Linked DNA regions of Homo sapiens: region 1 is linked to region 2. A link is a loop called in an ENCODE intact Hi-C map of the cell type or tissue named here. Cell type or tissue: dorsolateral prefrontal cortex. All regions are shown on one strand. Each heading gives the region's core, and the rest is flanking DNA. Links, peaks and the distances in the headings are about the cores only. Region 1 overlaps WDR59 (WD repeat domain 59). Region 2 overlaps WDR59 (WD repeat domain 59).

Region 1 (4,386 bases), core at 150-4,149, 80 kb before region 2:
ATGTGCCACCACACCCGGCTATTTTTTTAATTTTTTTTTTCTTTTTTTGAGACAGAGTCTCACTCTTGTCACCCAGGCTGGAGTGCAATGGCATAATCTCAGCTCGCTGCAACCTCTGCTTCCCAAGTTCAAGCGATTCTCCTGTCTCAGCCTCCCCAGTACCTGGGATTACAGGCGCCCGCCACCATGCCCGGCTAATTTTTCTATTTTTAGTAGAGATGGGGTTTCACCATGTTGGCCAGGCTAGTCTCGAACTCCTGACCTCAGGTAATCCTCCCACCTCAGCCTCCCAAAGTGCTGGGATTACAGGCATGAGCCACCGTGCCCGGCCTATTTTTTAAATTTTTTGCAGAGATGGGATCTCCTTATGTTGCCCAGGCTGGTCTCGAACTCCTGAGCTCAGGTGATCCCCTCACTTTTGCCTTCTAAAGTGTGGGATTACAGGCATGAGCCATGGGGCCTGGCCAGGGAGACTTTTCTATCCATGCTGCACGGCAATCTTGTCCTCCTTTTGCTAGAAGAAATAAGACTCTTGGGGCTAGGAAGAACCTTAAATGTCAAATTCCATTTTCTCTTGTCAGATGACAAAAGTAAATCAGCATTTCCTTTAAAAATCGGAGCACTGACTTTGGTCCTATTCAAAATAGCTACCTTCAATTAGAATTAGGGTAAAAAATGATTCACCATAATGTTGTTTAACTTTCTCTCTTTTTTTTTTTTTTCAAATTACTAGAATTTTATTAGCCAAGGGATAGCAGCTGGAGGAGAAATAACAAAAAAATACATCTTAAGAATCCTTAAGTACAGTGCATATTTACAATTTAAGTGTCATATTTTAGAAGGCCACTGTCCATCAGCTCAGTAAATGTACCAGCTTCTAAAGCCATGATGCCATAGGTCCATTTGTTGATGAAATTCCTACCCACTGTCCTCGGGCATCTGACTCTGGTCTCTGCACTGGCATCAAGAGAACGCTGCTCGGTGGTTTAAGGCTAACACCTTACAGGGTAACACTGTAACACTGGCCCTGGAGCCAGGTGCTTTTCTCCATGAAAACTTCCACCTTGGTAGCTCAGCCGACATAGACAACACACAAAGCGCAGCTCTGCACTTCTGTCCTTATCTTCACACAGTGACATCCACACCAGGTGGCCAAACAGAAGAGAAGGCAGAGGCCCACCAAGAGCTGATGCTGCGCAGTCCTTGGGGGATCATCCTCCGGTCTCACTGGGGACGAACCCAGGTTCTGGAGCCTCTCCCCTGACAGACAGCTTGTCACCGGCACTTATGGGTCCTCTGGGATTTCAGACAATACCCAACTTCTGTAGGTTCAGAAAGTGCTTTCAAGCAGGCAGTGGCACCCACACCCGGTGGGACACACCTCCTGGGTCCGAAACCACTCCATCATGTGGCTGGTGTGGCCACCGTGCCCACAGGTCAGGCAGAAATTGGACGATCCCCGCACAGCCACGTGACAGATGGCACACTGGAACGTGAAGCCTTTGCAGATGGCACACTGCGTGCCACGGACCTCACTCCGGCAGTGGCTGCAGTACACGCCGAACTCTGGAAATGGGCAGGGACGGGCAAAACAAGAGGCAGCATGAGTTTAGTTCTGAAAAAGGAAACTGGGGCTTGCCAGGAAGAAGGAAGTCTTCCTCTCAAGACTCTAGCAGATTCTCTTAGACCAGTGGTTTTCATTTTCTGTTTTTTTTATTTTTATTTTTTCTTTTTGAGACAGAGTTTCACTCTTGTCACCCAGGCTCGAGTGCAATGGTGCAATCTTGGCTCACTGCAACCTTCACAGCCCGGATTCAAGTGTCCTGCCTCAGCCTCCCGAGTAGCTGGAATTACAGGCACCTGCCACCACGCCCAGCTAAGTTTGTATTTTTAGTAGAGACGGGGTTTCGCCATGTTGGCCAGGCTGGTCTCGAACTCCTGACCTCAGGTGATCCACCTGCCTTGGCCTCCCAAAGTGCTGGGATTATAGGCGTGAGCCACTGTGCCCAGCCTGTTTTTTTTTGTTTTTTTTACACCAGAACTCCTTCTTCTGAGCCACTGCACCCAGCTGCTGAGTACTGTATTTTCTCAGGGGCTCCGCATGGAAACCCAGTGCCCTACAGCAGGGGGCAGCTGCGTCTGATGCCTCTTCCCACCCCGACGGCTGGCAGGGCCTGGCACGCAGGAGGTGTTGAACAGGTATCAGCTGAAAGAACTGAATGACTCAGCAGTAACACTTCAGCAGAGGGCAGACTGGCTTTACCAACGCCTGCTACTGCCCACTCGCCACTGGCCCAAGTCAGGACACCGGGATGCCGCTCCACCGCCGGGCGGGGACTGGTTCCACTGGGCTACCCTGAGTAAAACCTGCTCTATCTACTCTGCTGGCAATAGTCCCCTCATCACCTGACCCTCCTGCCTCTGCTGGCTTTTGGATGAAAGGCCATTTCTTGCTTAAGTCCTCTGACTGCAGGGGCAGTGGGTGGGGACTGTGTCCCATCGCTGCCTCCAGACTGACCTTTCTGCTGGAGGCCAATGTCATCCAGCTTCACCAGCCTTTCCCCCTTTTCTCTGTGTCATCTGAGGACATTCTGGAGACACACCCCCACTCACTGAAGACTTGTTCTTGGCTCTCAATTTTCTCTCTACCCCAGTTCTTAGATGATCCTGGAGGTCTCCCAAACCTACACCACTAACCCAGTGCCCACCCGGCCATTCAGGTCTTTGCCCTCATCCCTAACCCATCACCACTAACCCTTCAGTCCACCTGCCCCTTTCTAGCTGCAATTTGCCCTTTGGCCAACCTGAATTACATGGACTCACTTTATAATCACTTATTTTGCAAATGCCTTCAATTCCTTTGCCCATCTCCTGCACCACCTGGCAAAACCTCTACCCTGGATGACCCATATCACCTGCCCACTCCATGCCTGCCCACAAGAGGCTGAGCAATCCTGGAGAAAGGCCCATGTTCAAGAAATGCATCTCACTTCATACACGCGATCACCAACGGACACAACACCTAGCCCTGCGCGGAGCCTGTGTTTCCCTTCTGTCCCCGAGATGGTGACTTCGGGCCTCCACCACGTTCTGCAAACTCTTCCCTCATGCCTTTTCTCCCGGCTCCTGCACCTGCCAGCCTCGTCTCTCACTTCCCTTCGTCGTTACACCACGCATCTTCCAATCTCCCACCTCTCCTTCCCTCTTACAACAGAGGGAGGGTCCTTTCTTCTAGCAGAACTGGCTGCTCTGTTGAATGACAACTGGTGGTCAGAAAAAAAAGGCCAATAAAAACTCCTCTGATATGTGGTACCTAAGGGCATATTTTATGATAGTTCCAATTAAGGCAAATCTTGAGACAAATCAGACTGGTTTGAAAATTTTGGTTTAAAAATAGCTATGTCTTCTCCCTCTAAGCATAATTTTTTATATTATGTACAAACTTTGGTTATGTTCTCATGAAAAGCCTAATTAGTTGAAAACTCTCAAATTTTCATTACTGGTTTTATTGGCCAACATTATGAGAATGTAAATATTGTGTGTTCAGGTAAATTTAATTCTAATGTTTAAAAGGGTTTGTTCCTTGGTACTTGAGATAACTGTAAACTTAATTATTCTCCATATCTATCTGGGTAAAATTATTAAAATGTCATCTCACAGTATCATTAATAATTGTGTTTCTCTACAGTGAATCGGATTAAATATAGTTTTCAAGATCCTTATTAACTTTAAGACCCTGAACTAATATTTCATTTCGTTAATTAGCGAATGATCTTTGGGGGGATCTGGACAATTTCTAAGGAGATCTAAATTCACAAAGACAGAAAACATAAAAGCCCCAGGACGCTCTCCCTTGCCTCTGCCCTGTATATACACAATGGAATGGCTCAGCGTATGAACCGATTGAGAAGGATAGGCAGATGCCCGTGGGCCTTGCTGGTGCGTGCTTCCTCTCACCACTTCAGGGCATACAAAGGGATGTGGAATGTGTTCCCAAAAACAGAGCTGGCAAGGTGTCTCACACCTGGCTGCCTTTGGAATATCCCTGACAATCCACTAATCGTGCCGGTCGCTAATGGTTCCAGGTTTTCTCTGGGTCTCTGAGGGAAGAAGAATGACTCTGGGAGGCTGGGGCTACACTAGATACAAATTGCAAAGCAGATACCACTTGCAAGTATGAGATATGAATCTGTATTCAAGATAATTGATGTGTTCTATTAGTTCATCAAGGGAAATGTTCCAGTTTTATTAAAACGATCAATCAACGCGGTGAGGGTATTGTCTTACTGAATGTGCTGATAAGTCAGTATATTTTAAAGTTAAAAGATTTAAATTTGCTGGTTTTGTGTATATCTCAAAACACACACACACACACAAACACACAAA
Region 2 (4,386 bases), core at 217-4,216:
CTCAAAAGGTTGCCTTCCAGCCAGGGGCAGTGGCTCATGCCTGTAATCCCAGCACTTTGGGAAGCTGAGGCAGGGGGATCGCTTGAGGTGAGGAGTTAGAGACCAGCCTGGCCAACATGGTGAAAGCCCATCTCTACTTAAAAATACAAAAATTAGCTGGGCATGGTGGCACGTGCCTGTAGTCCCAGCTACTTGAGAGGCTGAGGCACGAGAATTCCTTGAACCTGGGAAGCAGAGGCTGCAATGAACTGAGATGGCGCCACTGCACTCCAGCCTGGGCAACAGAACGAGACTCCGTCTCAAAAAAAAAAAAAAAAAGTTGCCTTCCAACCAAGAACAAAAGAAAAAAACAGATAAACTTCATTAAAATTAAAGCTTTTGTGCATCAAAGAACACTGTCAAGAATGCAGAAAGACAATCAACAAAAGGGAAGAAAACATTTGCAAATCATACATCTGATAAAGGTCTAATATCCAGAATATATAAAGAACTCCTACAACTCAACAGTAAAAATGCAAACAACCCAATTCGAAAAAGGGCAGAGGCAAGGCCGGGCGTGGTGTCTCATGCCTGTAATCCCAGCACTTTGGGAGGCCGAGGCAGGCGGATCATGAGGTGAGGAGATCGAGACCATCCTGGCTAACAGGGCGAAACCCTGTCTCTACTAAAAATACAAAAAAATTAGCCGGGCATGGTGGTGGACGCCTGTAGTCCCAGCTACTTGGGAGGCTGAGGCAGGAGAATGGCGTGAACCCGGGAGGTGGAGCTTGCAGAGAGCTGAGATAGCACTACTGCACTCCAGCCTGGGTGACAGAGCGAGACTCCGTCTCAAAAAAAAAAAGAAAAAGGGCAGAGGCCTTGAATAGACATTTCTCCAAAAAAATGACATATACGTGGCCAATAAGATACTCAACATCCTTAGTCACTGGGGGAATATAAACTAAAACCACAATAAGGCTGGGTGCGGTGGCTCATGCCTGTAATCCAAGCACTTTGGGAGGCTGAGGTGGGTGGATCACCTGAGGTCGAGAGTTTGAGACCAGCTGGACCAACACGGAGAAACCCTGTCTCTACTAAAAATACAAAATTAGCCAGGCGTGATCATGTGTGCTTGTAATCCCAGCTACTTGGGAGGCTGAGGCAGGAGAATCGCTTGAACCCAGGAGGTGGAGGTTGTGGTGAGCCGAGATCATGCCACTGCACTCCAGCCTGGGCAACAAGAGTGAAACTCTGTCTCAAAACAAACAAACAAAAAGACATAACAAAGTACCACCTCACACCTTCACACCCACTAGGATGGCTATAATTTTTTTAAAAATACAAAAAATAAATTTTGGAGAGGATGTGGAAAAACTGGAACTCTGTGCATTGCTGATGGGAGTATAAAAGGTTTAGCCACTGTGGAAATAGTTTGGTGGTTCCCTCCAAAAGTTAAACACAGAATTACCATATGACCCTGCAATTCCACTCTTAGATGTTTACCCAAAAGAAGCAAAAACAAGTACCTCCACACATATGTTCATACCAGCTCTATTCAATAGCCAGTCAAATGTCCTCTGATGGATGGACGGATAGATAAACAATTACACAATGGAATATTATCCACTGATAAAAAGGAATGAAGTTCTGATACCTGCTATAACATGGATGAACTTCAAAACATTATGCTAAGTAAAAGAAGTCAGACACAAAAGGCCACTTGTTTTATGATTTCATGTCTATGGAAGATCCAGAATAGATCAATCCATTGAGACAGAGCGCAGACTGGTGGTTGCCAGGGGTTGCAACGGAGGGAGGAATGGGGAGAAACTGCTTAATGAATAAAGGGTTTTACCCGGGAGGGATAGAAATGTTTGGGAATTGGATAGAGGTGGTGGTTATACAACATGTGAATGCAGTGAAGGATACTGAATTGTTCACTTTAAAATGATTAATTGTGAAGGAACAAATTTTAAAAAGGCTGTCTTTGTTAGCACTCCCGAACAAATGCAGTGTTAATCCACTGAGTACAACAACTGAGGCGTCAGCCTAAACCCAATCAGAGGTGATTTTGCTTCCCAGAGGACATCTGACAGTGGCTGGAGACATTTTTGATTGTCATAACAACAGGTGGGGAGCATACTACTGAGATCTAGCAGGTAGGGCCAGGGATGCTGCTGAACTTCCTGCAACGCACAGGACAGCCCCACCACAAAGAATGACCTAACAAGCCAGTAGTGCCAAGGTTAAAAAACCCTGGACTAGACGATCAGGGGCCGAGGGTGAGAGGGAAATAAGGGTCCCGAGGTATAAACCAACTAAAAGAGCTCCTTCTAGCACTCAGGAAAGAGGCCTGAGAGTAGAAAGGCAGGAAGACTGACTCTGCCTTTCTCTTTGAGAATAGCCCTGAAAATCAGCGCAACCTCGGACATCCACAGTTAAAGGCAGACTCTATTTTGGAAATAGCTGGGAAGGGCGGCTTTCTGTTCCTTCTCAAGCTGACAAAGTTGCTCTTCTTTCCTTGCTCAGTTGCTTTCCTTCTGCAGACTGCCTTTCCTGACAAGAACAGACTGAGACAGACTGCACAGTGGTCCTGCCCCTGGTGAATCAGAAGAATTCCTTTAAATACTCTCCTGCCAGCCCAATGCAAAAAGAGCAAAAAGTTTAGATCTCTCATTATTCTAGAATACAATGTGACACAGAATCTGGAGAAAGATGCCAGACAGGTTGTAGTCCAGAATCTTTTTGTATAAAGAAAAGATTTTTGTATTAGAAAACCTAACAAAACTTATACATGTTTTCCCTAGGGAAAAAAAAAATCACACATAAACAGGCACATAGAATTTGATGGGGTTAACGAAATCTAATGATTCCCAATCAAGGAAGAATCCCTTCCTTTGAATAGAAGGGTAGGGGGAGTCTTCTGATCCCTCTGAAAGCAATGAAGGTCAACTCCACACCAGCTCGCCAGTTACCCTCCTTAGAATGTCTTTCAAAGTCATCTGCCATTTGTCCGCTGGCTAGTTACATTGCTGCTGATGAAACAGGTTCTCACCACTCACAGAAATGGATGCATCTGCCTGTTTCCCTTTCAAAATCTGAATTCAGTCCCTAGTAATACAAGGCCTGACACCGATGGGACCAGCGAGCATTCCCACGTATATTTAATCCGTAACTTGCCTCTGTCTTTTTCTCAGAACCATCCAAACCTCTTTTCCAAATGAGCAATGAGGACTGCATTCTCTTCTCTACACAGGGCATAGATCTGCCAGCCCCAGATGACACATTTAACAGCATTCTCCTGTATTCCTTAAATAAGCTCACCGAAGCCGCAAAATAGTGTGCAAAGCTGTCATGAGGATTCCACTGCACAGCTCCAATGTCCCATTTGCTCTGGCGAGAGATCTTTCGGTGACCTTCGAAAGGGGCATCTAGATTGACGATGTATAAGAATCTGCGGCTAGAGACCAACATCAACATTATAATAGTATAAAAACACAACATCATTAGCATTAAGATAGAAAAGCACAATTGGAATTGCATACAATTTGCAAGCAGTGCTCCAAAAAACCCAAACACACATGGCATTTATTTACTCTGAAAGGCAAAGAAGTGACAAGTGTAATTCAAGGTGGCTGTCACACAAAGGGAAGAAGTGTCCCTGTGAGAGTCCCACCTCCAGAGATGGCCTTCCCTACCACATCCATCCATGAGAGTCTGGATTCACCTCCAACCTGCCCTTCTCCCAGCCTTTCCCAATCCCCCAGCTAGGGTTAATTACTGAATTAATTAATTCCACATTACTCCCATTGCATAGTTTGCATTTTGACCACAGCATTTATCTTGTAGCAGGACTAATAATTTAAGGCTCTTGTCCTGAATCAACTAAGTGTTCAGAGAATGAACTATGTCTTGAATATCTTTTTTTTTCTTTTTTTTTTTTTTTTTGAGACAGAGTCTCGCTCTGTCACCCAGGCTGGAGTACTGTGGTATGATCTCAGCTCACTGCAACCTCCGCTTCCCAAGTTCAAACGATTCTCCTACCTCAGCCTTCCGGGTAGCTGGGATTACAGGCACCCACCATCACGCCTAACTAATTTTTGCATTTTTTGTAGAGACGGAGTTTCACCATGTTGGCCAGGCTGATCTCGAACTGCTGACCTCGGGTGATCCACCTGCCTCAGCCTCCCAAAGTACTGGGATTACAGGCACAAGGAACCATGCCCGGCTGTCTTGAATATCTCTGTATGCTTCACATCGCCAGGCTCAGTGCTCTGCACTCAACAAATGTGAGTTAAATTAAACATATCACTTATTACTAAGCCAAAATCCTGTAGAAGCAGAAAATCTCAAAATTCCCCTTACTACTTCCTGGTCAAGAAAACTCAACTAAATCTATCAGGAGGG

Evidence for each region. Peaks named below come from ENCODE experiments on the same cell type or tissue, not always from the same donor. Only the 100,000 strongest peaks of a DNase experiment are listed, where the experiment ranks them.
Region 1: it touches region 2 in a loop (2.0-fold over the local background); 1 of 110 quality-filtered maps calls a loop at or near these places.

The regions. Positions count from the first base shown.
Region 1 is chr16:74,872,879-74,877,264 of GRCh38, forward strand. WDR59 (WD repeat domain 59) reads right to left here. Exons shown (of 26, transcript NM_030581.4): 26 at 1-1,566. The coding sequence ends at 1,331. Among named protein-coding and RNA genes, the nearest start is that of FA2H, 100 kb to the left of the region's middle. RefSeq lists enhancers at 1,347-2,072, 2,801-3,526. In dorsolateral prefrontal cortex, for the core only: no CTCF peak of the experiment used is centred there; no DNase peak of the experiment used is centred there.
Region 2 is chr16:74,953,172-74,957,557 of GRCh38, forward strand. It overlaps WDR59 (WD repeat domain 59), which reads right to left. Exons shown (of 26, transcript NM_030581.4): 3 at 3,304-3,439. Among named protein-coding and RNA genes, the nearest start is that of WDR59, 30 kb to the right of the region's middle. In dorsolateral prefrontal cortex, for the core only: a CTCF peak has its summit at 1,719; a DNase peak (open chromatin) is centred at 1,780; H3K27ac peaks cover 2,126 bases.